Linked DNA regions of Homo sapiens: region 2 is linked to region 1. The links are chromatin loops, found by intact Hi-C in ENCODE. Cell type or tissue: OCI-LY7. All regions are shown on one strand. Each heading gives the region's core, and the rest is flanking DNA. Links, peaks and the distances in the headings are about the cores only. Region 1 has its middle 22 kb from the start of GGTLC2. Region 2 has its middle 35 kb from the start of LL22NC03-102D1.18.

Evidence for each region. A loop is a pair of places that touch in the nucleus more often than their neighbours do. Peaks named below come from ENCODE experiments on the same cell type or tissue, not always from the same donor. Only the 100,000 strongest peaks of a DNase experiment are listed, where the experiment ranks them.
Region 2: a loop joins it to region 1, with 2.9 times the contacts of the local background. A loop is called at or near these places in 4 of 110 quality-filtered maps.

The regions. Positions count from the first base shown.
Region 1 is chr22:22,664,027-22,669,393 of GRCh38, forward strand. It overlaps IGL, the pseudogene IGLV2-28 and IGLV3-27. Among named protein-coding and RNA genes, the nearest start is that of GGTLC2, 22 kb to the left of the region's middle. RefSeq lists a silencer at 2,839-3,018. In OCI-LY7, for the core only: CTCF peaks have their summits at 2,709 (motif pointing right) and 2,928; DNase peaks (open chromatin) are centred at 2,705 and 4,155; H3K4me3 peaks cover 428 bases.
Region 2 is chr22:22,743,600-22,748,966 of GRCh38, forward strand. It overlaps IGL and IGLV3-16. Among named protein-coding and RNA genes, the nearest start is that of LL22NC03-102D1.18, 35 kb to the left of the region's middle. RefSeq lists an enhancer at 2,583-3,083. In OCI-LY7, for the core only: CTCF peaks have their summits at 2,247 (motif pointing right), 2,446, 4,854 (motif pointing left) and 5,078; DNase peaks (open chromatin) are centred at 2,242, 3,692 and 4,902; H3K4me3 peaks cover 939 bases; H3K27ac peaks cover 686 bases.

The sequences.
Region 1 (5,367 bases), core at 63-5,062:
ACACACAGCAGGGGTTTCCACGGGGTGAGCAGCCTCATTTCCTGACAGTAGAGCGAGCCTAAAGGTAGGTGCCAGGCAGTGGTATCTGTGGGGTGGCCCAGGCCTGGAGGGTCACAGAGACACAGGCACCACACAGCAGAGACACTGAGGGCCAGGAGCTCACTCAGGTGAGGGACTTCAGCAGATCTTTCTCTCCTGGTACAAAGAGATCAAGTTCCTACCATCAGAATAGACAAACAAGGACTTTAATCTCCTCAGCTGAGCCCCACTGTCCAGGGAAGAAGTCTCTGAGCCCAGGCCCAGGTGAGAGTGGGATGAGGAGAGGAGCCAGGACACAGATTTTCATGGATGCCCCGCCCTCCTCTGAGGCAGAGCGGATAAGACAGGGCTGGGGGCATACCCAGTGCTTGAGTCTCAGGAGGCAGCGCTCTCGGGACGTCTCCACCATGGCCTGGGCTCTGCTCCTCCTCACCCTCCTCACTCAGGGCACAGGTGATGCCTCCAGGAAAGGGGCCTCAGGGACCTCTGGGCTGATTCTTAGTCTCCTGCTCCTCAGGCTCACCTGGGCCCAGCACTGACTCACTAGAGTGTGTTTTTTCCTTTTTCCGGGCTCTCGGGCTCAGTCTGCCCTGACTCAGCCTCACTCAGTACCCGGGTCTCCTGGACAGTCGGTCACCATCTCCTGCACTGGAACCAGCAGTGACGTTGGGCATTATAACTATGTCTCCTGGTGCCAGCAGCACCCAGGCACATGATTTATGAAGTCAGTTATAGGCTCTCTGGAGTCTCTGATCACTTCTCTGGCTCCCAGCTCTGGCAACATGGCCTCCATGACCATCTCTGGGCTCCAGGCTGAGGACGAGGCTGATTATTACTGCAGTTCATATACAAGCAGCAACATTTTCCACAGTGGACATAAGATTGATTCTCAGGCTCCAAGTCTGGCCAGTGAGCTTCTTTGAGACTCCCTGGGATCCCAGCAGTGACACTGATCACTATTGCTGTCCCACACATCCCAAGTGATGAGGAAGTAAGACCAAAACCCTCCTGAGATTCCTGACTTGTGTCCTGACACCAGGGCTGTTGGGATTCCTGTCTTTCCTTCAAGATTGTTCAAATAAGCAGTGACAGTCACTTCCATGTGAGATATGAGAAGAAGAATAATTCCATATGAACCAAATCCACGAAGCCTACACTGAAGCCTGCCAAGTTCTCTGCAGTCCAGCGCGATGAAGGGAGCATTTTCGTGGGAACTTTTGGGAATATGAGGGGAGCCAGGCTCAGCTATGGGTTCCAGAGACAAAGCTCCTGGATGTTTCTCCCCGGCCTTGGTCCATCACCTGCTACCTCTCCTCACTCTTTCCACAGACACTGCCCCAGGCTAAGCCCCCACAGGACCCTAAGCCTATTCCTGACCCTGAGCTCAGCCCAGGTGATGCTTCAGGAGATGGGATCCTGAGAATGAGCCCCAACATCTCTTTAACCTAAGGTGTGGGGTCATGAGACACCTGTTAGCCATAAGACACCTGTCCCCCACCTGCTCAGGAGACAGTGGAGCAGGCAACAGTGCAGAGAGAACCAGCAGGAGCCAGGCCAGGCCCTGCATCCAAAGCAGGCCCCAGTCCCCACAGATTCTCCAGCTCTAGCCTGTGGTACAGCCCCCACTTTCTGCAGGCTGAAATGGGCTTCTCAGGATGGGCAGGCCATGATGGGGGATGGCAGTGTGTCCACAGGACACAGCCCTGCTGCCTGCCTGACCCTCATGCCCCCTCCTTCCCCACCCTGGTTAATCTCCACCAGAAAGGGCCCAGGTTCAGAACTCAGGACACCTGGATCAGCTCCTGGACTTGCCCCCACTGCTCTCTGTTCTCCTGAGCCACTTAGTCTCTTTTGGCCTCAGTGTTACCTGCTGTGAAGTGAGGAGGCTTATACTGAACTGAGGAAGCTCTTTTCTTCATTCAAAATTAAAAGACAGAAAAACAATGAAAGTCATGTAAATTAAAGCCTGCTGAGGGGATGTCATTTAATGGGCTTCAGTGGGTTTCAGACGTGGAACTTCTTGTCTTTTCTCTGCAGGGATTCCAAGACAGGGGCTCAAAAGAGCTTGCTTTCTGTATGGTGGGAACAGCGGTCCCTAGCTGAGAATAAGCAGGAGATTCCCAGCTTCATCAGGAAGGCAGACTAGGCTAGTGTAGAAATCCTCTCCGTACAAACTCTGAGAGGTGTTGAATAAAATAAAGATAAACATAATTTCATGTTTTCATGGTGCCGATGATGGTGATGTTAGCTCACAACTAAGCTGCAGTGCCTGGAACATCAGGAAATCACAGTGAATCACAGCTGCTCTTATTGGGTGGGAGGTGCACCAGTTTGATGCCTAAGTACATAGAAAGCCTGGGTCCCTGTAGGATGGCACATGCATCTCTCTGGACTTTGAAAGCTTTGCAGAAGAGCTTCAGTTGACTCACTCTAATTAGTCCGGACTGAACAAAACCACTAGAGGAGGGCATTTCAACCCTGAGACACTTCTATAGCCCCAACTTCCTACCCTGCGTGTGCGAACTCTCTGTGCTGGGCTGGGCAGGGCAGATTGGGTCACCCTGCACAGAATGGGGCTGGACTGTCTGGTCCTCAACTTCTGAGGTGACAGGTGCTGTGGAGGCACGTGGAAGAAAAAAGCTCCTGGGCTGAGTCTCCTCCACCAGCTGGGGGCAGCAGAGCTGCAGCCAGGAGCAGTCAGGATTAAGGCTGGGGCTGCCCAGCTGGGGCAAAGAGAAGGCCAGCCTGGCGTTCAACAGGTGTCCAAGAATCAGTCTTCAGACTGAAAGTGAGTGCAGTTCATCCTATCCCCTCAGGCTGCAGTGACCATTCTCTGAGGGTCAGACTCATACAGTGTCACCCCAGGACACTGACAGAAGCCCGGCACAGTGAAGGCCTCACCTGGGAAATGCAGCTGGAGGAGGCTGGGACCAGGTGTCAACTGGGGCAGCTTACTCAGGAAGGGGATTTCTTTGGAGACATCCCAAGGTTGAGGTGCTCTAGGAGGGGGCACAGCGTGAGGTGACGGGGCTCCCAGGGCCCGGGTTCTTCACCCAGGATGGCTGTCTGAGCCTCCTGCCACTCTCAGGGCCTTGTCCCTCTCAGTCCAGCAGCAACCTGGGGAGCTGAGCCCTCTGTCCTGGGCACTTCCAGATACACCATACCTCACTTCCTTCTGCCTCACCTTCCAGCTCCAGGCGGACTCTGACTCAGGGGGAAACTCCTGTGCTCAGGGGAGTCTCGGGTGGGTGGGGTGAAGCATTTGGGATCCTGATCCCTTCATGGGGCATCCCCAGCATCCTTAAGGAGACACTCTTCAGAGGGACAGGGCTTCTCACCTGCCTCAGCTCTGACCATGGGGCTGTCCACACTCAGTGACAGGACACTGACCAGGGATCTGACTGGAGTGACCAGGAACCTGGCTGGGGCAACCAGGGACCACCCACCCTCTGGAGCTCACATGCTGTGCAGAGACCATGACCCTGGGACCCCTTCAGAGACCATGGGGCCTGAAGTTAGATTTTCAGTCCAGTGTGGTTTTCTCCTGCTTTTTGCAAGTTTACATAAAACATTGATGAGAAAAACATACATAAATAACAGACGAGCTGAGGGTGCCAATTGCTAATCTCTTGTGGCAATGAGGGGTGATGTAGCAGGAGCAGCACCATGGCTGAAATGAGACCAGAGGCCCTGTTGACTCCACAGGGGTGTGTGGTTGCTTAAATGACCCAACTATTCCCACTGAATAATCAGCAAGTGTCCCAATGACACAGCACAGCATTTAGATGAAATGAACAAGAGGGGACTGAGTCTGAGGGACCAGGGGGAGGAAGATCATGGGTCCCTGGGCCACCTGCTGCTGAGTCAGGTGTCAGCAAGATCTCTCCGCAGAGCCCAGCTCAGCCCATGGCCAACCTCCTGGAAGGTCCACAGCTCTGCTGAGCCTGGCCCAGGACAGACCCCAGGTCAGCGAGGTTTGGGACAGTGGTCATGAGATTAATTCCCAGAAAGGTGACTGTGATCACAGGGCTTGAAGGCTGCAGCTGATTTTCTAATCTGAGACCCTGCTTCTTCCTCCTGTTGCCTGTGCTGCCCTCACAGCTGGTTTGAGTGACATCTCTCCAGGAGGAGTCGCAGAGGATGTAAATTTGCATAAACGCCAAACACTGACTGCCCCCAAAAGCTGGAGAGGGAATAAGAGAGGCCTGGGGAGCCCAGCTGTGCTGTAGGCTCAGGAGGCAGAGCTCTGAATGTCTCACCATGGCCTGGATCCCTCTCCTGCTCCCCCTCCTCATTCTCTGCACAGGTGCTGCCCCTAGGCTCAGTCTCCACAGACCCCAAGTTGAGCCTGACCTGAATCCTGAGCAAAGCCCTGCCACTGCCTCTGGGGGGGATTCCTGGCAATGCGTCCTTTGTCCTCAAGCCCCCTCTCCTGTCTTTTCTTGCAGTCTCTGTGGCCTCCTATGAGCTGACACAGCCATCCTCAGTGTCAGTGTCTCCGGGACAGACAGCCAGGATCACCTGCTCAGGAGATGTACTGGCAAAAAAATATGCTCGGTGGTTCCAGCAGAAGCCAGGCCAGGCCCCTGTGCTGGTGATTTATAAAGACAGTGAGCGGCCCTCAGGGATCCCTGAGCGATTCTCCGGCTCCAGCTCAGGGACCACAGTCACCTTGACCATCAGCGGGGCCCAGGTTGAGGATGAGGCTGACTATTACTGTTACTCTGCGGCTGACAACAATCTCACAGTGACACAGGCAGATGGAGAAATGAGACACAAACCCCTTGCCATCTGTGTCACCTTCTTCCTCCAGCCCCAGGAGGACTGTGGACAAAGCCACGAACAGGTCTGGCCCAGTACACCCAGATCAGAGACTCTGAGGCCTCCTTCCTTCCAGATCTCTACGGAGGCCCTACAGAAGGTGGATCAATAATAAATTCGGGGTTGGCAGGTCCAGTAGGTCCTGGTGTTTTCTGGGCTGGAGTGTGACTTGGGGAAAAATGACTTGAATGGAAGTACAGTCAGTGGGAGACATCTATTGAGTGGTGATGGTCCCAGTATTTCCTTGTGTGGTGACTGAACCTAGGGCAGTGCCACTACTCTGTGGCCCAAATGCCCTGGGTTATTCCTCTGAGTTCCCCGTGTATTATTGAGATGCTCCAGCCCCCACTCTCATGGTATCCTGATCTGAAGAATCATGGCCAGTGCCCATTGCAGTGTCTCCATCTAGGTGCCATTTTCAGGACTCATGCATCCAGCATCCAAACAAGGCTGTGTGGGAGACCGTGACTTGTCACAGCTGTTCCCCACTGGAAAATGCCACTGAGC
Region 2 (5,367 bases), core at 221-5,220, 80 kb after region 1:
TTCTGTTACAACAAAGAAGTACCCAAGGCTGGGTAATTTATAGAGAAAATAAAAGGTTTATTTGGCTCACAATTCCAATGGCCACAGAGTTCAAGATATGGCATCTGCTCTTGTTGAAGACCTCAGGCTGCTTCTAGTCATGGTGAAAGGTGAAGGGGAGCCAGTGTAGGCAGAGGTCAATGGGGGAGAGGAAGCAAGAGAGAAGAGGAAGATGCCAGGCTCTTTTAAATAACCAGCTCTTTCGGAAACAGTGGGAATTCACTCACCCCAAGTGAGGACATTAATCTATTCATGAGAGATCCACTCCCATCACCCTAAAAGCTCCCATTAGTTCCCACCTCCAACACTGGGGATCCAATTTCAACATGAGATTTGGAGGCGACAAAGATCAAAGCCATAGCACCCTGAGGTTTGGCCACGCACTTGCTCATCTCCACATTTGTCCCTCCCCTCATGACTGGGGTCCTGACCACTCTGACTCAGTCTCCCTCCACTTCATGGACACCTGGCAGTCGGTCATCATCTGTTTTGCTGAATCAACAGCAGTATTGGGGGTATTCAACATTCCACATTTGTATTGTTTGAAAATTGCCCAATCTTAGGTGTTTTGTTATTGCTACACAAACAGACTAAGACATTTACTATTTAATGGTTACATTTCATTCTCTTTTTATGAAATTTTGTTGCTAACAGGGACTTTCTGCTTGGTCAGAAGATTAACAATTGTGTCTCCTGGTTCCACCAGAAACAGAGTAGAGACCCACACAGCTGAGGTATGGGGTCATAGATTAAAACTAAGAGACATAAGATTGATTCTCAGGCTCCAAGTCTGGCAAGTGAGCTTCTTTGAGACTCCCTGGGATCTCAGCAGTCAGACTGATCATTATTGCTGTCCCAAACATCCTATGTGATATGGAAGTAATATCAAAACCCTCCTGAGATTCCTGACTTGTGTCCCGACATGAAGTCTGTTGGGATTCCTGTCATTCCTTCAAGATTGTTCAAATAAGCAGCAACAATCACTCTCATATGAGATATGAAAAGAAGAATTCCACATGAACCAAACCCTGAAGCCCACACTGAAGTCTGCCAAGTTATCTGCAGTCCAGCGCGATGGAGGGAGCATTTTCGTGGGGACTTTTGAGAGTATGGAGAAGGCCTGAGGAAACGAGGCTCAGCTATGGGTTCCAGAAACAAAGCTCTGGGATGTCTCCCCATGGCCTCGACCTCTCACGTGCTACCTCTCCTCACTCTTTGCACAGATGCTGCCCCAGGCTAAGCCCCCACAGGACCCTAATCCTAGTCCTGACCCTGAGCTCAGCCCAGGTGATATTTCAGGAGATGGGACCCTGAGAATGAGCCCTAAAGTCTCCTTATCCTGCAGCCCCTGTGGTCTCTTAGACTCAGCTACCCCCAGTAGAGTTGGCCATGAGACACCTGTCCCCCACCTGCTCAGGAGAGAGTGCAGCAGGCAACAGTGCAGAGAGAACCAGCAGGAGCCAGGCCAGGCGCTGCATTCAGAGCAGCCCCCAATCCAACAGATTCTCCAGCTCTAGCCTGGGGTACAGCCCCCACCTTCTGCGGGCTGAAGTGGGCTTCTCAGGATGGGCAGGCCATGATGGGGATTGGCAGTGTGTCCATGGGACACAGCCCTACTGCCTGCCTGGCCCTCATGCCCCCTCCCTCCCCATCCTGGTTAAGCACCACCCCAACGGGCCCAGTTTCAGAACTCAGGACACCTGGGCCAGCTCCTGGACTTGCCCCCACTGCTCTCTGTTCTCCTGAGCCACTTAGTCTCTTTTGGCCTCAGTGTTACCTGCTGTGAAGTGAGGAGCCTTATACTGAACTGAGGAAGCTCTTTCTTCATTCAAAATTAAAAGACAGAAAAACAACGAAAGTCATGCGAATTAAAGCCTGATGAGGGGATGTCACTTAATGGGCTTCAATGGGCTTCAGACAAAACTTCTTGTCTTTCCTCTGCAGGGATTCCAAGAAAGGGACTCAAAAAGAGCTTGCTTTCTGTATGGTGGGAAGAGCAGTCCCCAGCTGAGAATAAGCAGGAGAGTCCCAGTTTAATCAGGAAGACAGACTAGGGTAGTGTAGAAATCCTCTCAGCACAAACTCTGAGAAGTATGGAATGAAATAAAGACAAACAAGAAATTAATGGTGCCGACGGTGGTGATGTTAGCTCACAGCTAAGCTGCAGAACCAGAAACATGCGGTGATGGGCTGAGTCTCCTCCACCAGCTGGGGGCAGCAGAGCTGCAGCCAGGAGCTTTCAGGAGAGAGGCTGGGGCTGCCCAGCTGGGGCAAAGAGAAGGCCAGCCTGGGGTTCAACAGGTGTCCAAGAATCTGTCTTCAGACTGAAAGTGAGTGCAGTTCATCCTATCCCCTCAGGCTTCAGTGACCACGCTCTGAGGGTCAGACACACGGTGTCACCCCAGGACACTGACAGAAGCCTGGCACAGTGAAGGCCTCACCAGGGAAATGCAGCTGGAGGAGGCTGGGCCCAGATGTGAGCTTGGGCAGCTTCCTCAGGAAGGGGAATCCCTGGGAGGCGTCCCAAGGTCGAGGTGCTCTAGGAGGGGGTATAGTGTGAGGTGATGGGGCTCCCAGGGCCCGGGTTCTTCACCCAGGATGGCGGCCTGAGCCTCCTGCCACTCTCAGGGTGTCATCCCTCCTGGTCCAGCAGTGTCCTGGGGAGCTGAGCCCTCTGTCCTGGGCACTTCCAGATACACCCGACCCCTCCTCCCTCTGCCTTTCCTTCCAGCTCCAGGCGGACTCTGACTCAGGGGGCAGCTCCTGTACTCAGGGGAGTCTCGGGTGGGTGTGGTGGGGCATTTGGGACCCTGGCCCTGGATGGGCATCCCCAGCCTCCTTCAGGAGACACTCTTCAGAGGGACAGGGCTTCTCACCTGCCTCAGGCCACAGCTCTGACCATGGTGCTGTCCACGCTCAGTGACAGGACACTGAGCAGGGGCCTGGCTGGAGTAACCAGGGACCACCCAATCTCTGGAGCTCACATGCTGTGCAGAGACCATGACCCTGGGACCCTTACAGAGACCATGGACCTAACGTTAGATTCTCAGTCCAGTGTGGTTTTCTGCTGCTTTTTGCAAGTTTACATAAAATATTGATGAGAAAAACATGAATAAATAACAGACAAGTTGACGGTGCTGATTGCTAATCTCTTGTGGCAATGAGGGGTGATGTAGCAGGAGCAGCACCACGACTGAAATGAGACCAGATGCCATGTTGACTCCACAGGGGTGTGTGGTTGCTTAAATGACCCAAATATTCCCACTGAATAATCAGCAAGTGTCCTAATGACACAGCACAGCATTTAGATGAAATGAACAAGAGGGGACTGAGTCTGAGGGACCAGGAGGAGGAAGATCATGGGTCCCTGGGCCACCTGCTGCTGAGTCAGGTGTCATCATGATCTCTCCACAGAGCCCAGCTCAGCCCCATGGCCAACCTCCTGGAAGGTCCACAGCTCTGCTGAGCCTGGCCCAGGACAGACCCCAGGTCAGCGAGGTTTGGGACAGTGGTCATGAGGTTAATTCCCACAAAGGTCTATGATCACAGGGCTTGAAGGCTGCAGCTGATTTTCTAACCAGAGACCCTGCTTGTTCCTCCTGTTGCCTGTGCTGCCCTCACAGCTGGTTTGAGAGACATCTCTCCAGGAAGAGCCACAGAGGATGTAAATTTGCATAAACGCTTAACACTGACTGCCCCCGAAAGCCTGAGAGGGAATAAGAGAGGCCTGCGGAGCCCAACTGTTCTGTGGGTCCAGGAGGCACAGCTCTGGGAATCTCACCATGGCCTGGATCCCTCTCCTGCTCCCCCTCCTCACTCTCTGCACAGGTGCTGACCCCAGGCCCTTCCCCAGGCTCAGTCCCCACAGATTCCAAGTTGAGCCTGACCTGAATCCTGAGCAAAGCCCAGACACAGCCTCTGGGTGGGACTCCTGGAAATGGGTCCTTTGTCTTCAAGCCCCCTCTCTTGTTCTTCCTTGCAGGCTCTGAGGCCTCCTATGAGCTGACACAGCCACCCTCGGTGTCAGTGTCCCTAGGACAGATGGCCAGGATCACCTGCTCTGGAGAAGCATTGCCAAAAAAATATGCTTATTGGTACCAGCAGAAGCCAGGCCAGTTCCCTGTGCTGGTGATATATAAAGACAGCGAGAGGCCCTCAGGGATCCCTGAGCGATTCTCTGGCTCCAGCTCAGGGACAATAGTCACATTGACCATCAGTGGAGTCCAGGCAGAAGACGAGGCTGACTATTACTGTCTATCAGCAGACAGCAGTGGTACTTATCCCACAGTGACACAAGGAGACAGGGAAGTGAAACATAAACCCCTCCCCCTCTATTTCATCCCCTTCCTTCTGCCCCAGGAGGACTGTGGACAAAGCCATGAGCAGGCTTGGCCAAATTCACCCAAATTTGAACCCCCAGGCTGCCCTTCCCTCCAGCCCTCCAGGCAGGCGCTGCAAAGGAGTCAGTCTGCAGTGGATTTGTGCCTGGCAGGCCTGGCAGTCCTGTGTTTCTTTGCCTGGGGTTTGAGTTGTTGATGGAGGGTCTGACTGGAAAGACAGACACAGGGAGACATCCATGCAGGCATGTCCAGAGGGATGTGGGGAACTCTCAGGTCTCAGTTCAGTGCAGTCATTGTTGTATCCTCTGGGAAAGCATTCCTCCAGTGCACCTAAGACCTCTAGACCCACAGAGCCTGAGGTCGGGATGAGAGAATGTCAAATTTTTGCTGATGGATCACTAAAGGCATTTTTGAGTGGAGCCACTACAATTTACTCCTTGATTCTGGACTCGTGGATCCTGACTGTGGGAGAAACAGCACCATCTATTGGGCACTGATGCACAGCACATGCCCCATCCTGGAAGACATTGCCCAACCCTACACATACTTGCCACTTGCCTGGTGCAGTAATGGAGTCTCCATGCAGTCATTAAACCATTCATATAAGCCACATGTCTCAGAATGTTGGGGACAAGAGTAAGAATCTTGAATGCCAGGAGAAAAGGCCCATAGCCCTTTATTTGCGGTGAAACGAGTTCCTTGGTCAGAACCTCCTGTGGAATACCATCGTGATGGGTGCATCATTCTGTAATCCAGAGATAACAGTTTTGGCAGAAGCATTGCTGTCAATGAAAGCAAATCCTCTGTACATGCCAATGCTAGTAAGGAAAAAGAGCTGTCTCTCCCATGATGGAAGAGCTCTAATGAAATTAATATCAAGCAGGCCCCTGGCTGTTTTCCACAGAGAAGGTCATCCTATAGGGATGCCTGTGTTGGTCTCTGCTGTTGACAGATTGTCACCCAGCAGTGGCTTCAGCCAGGCCAGCTC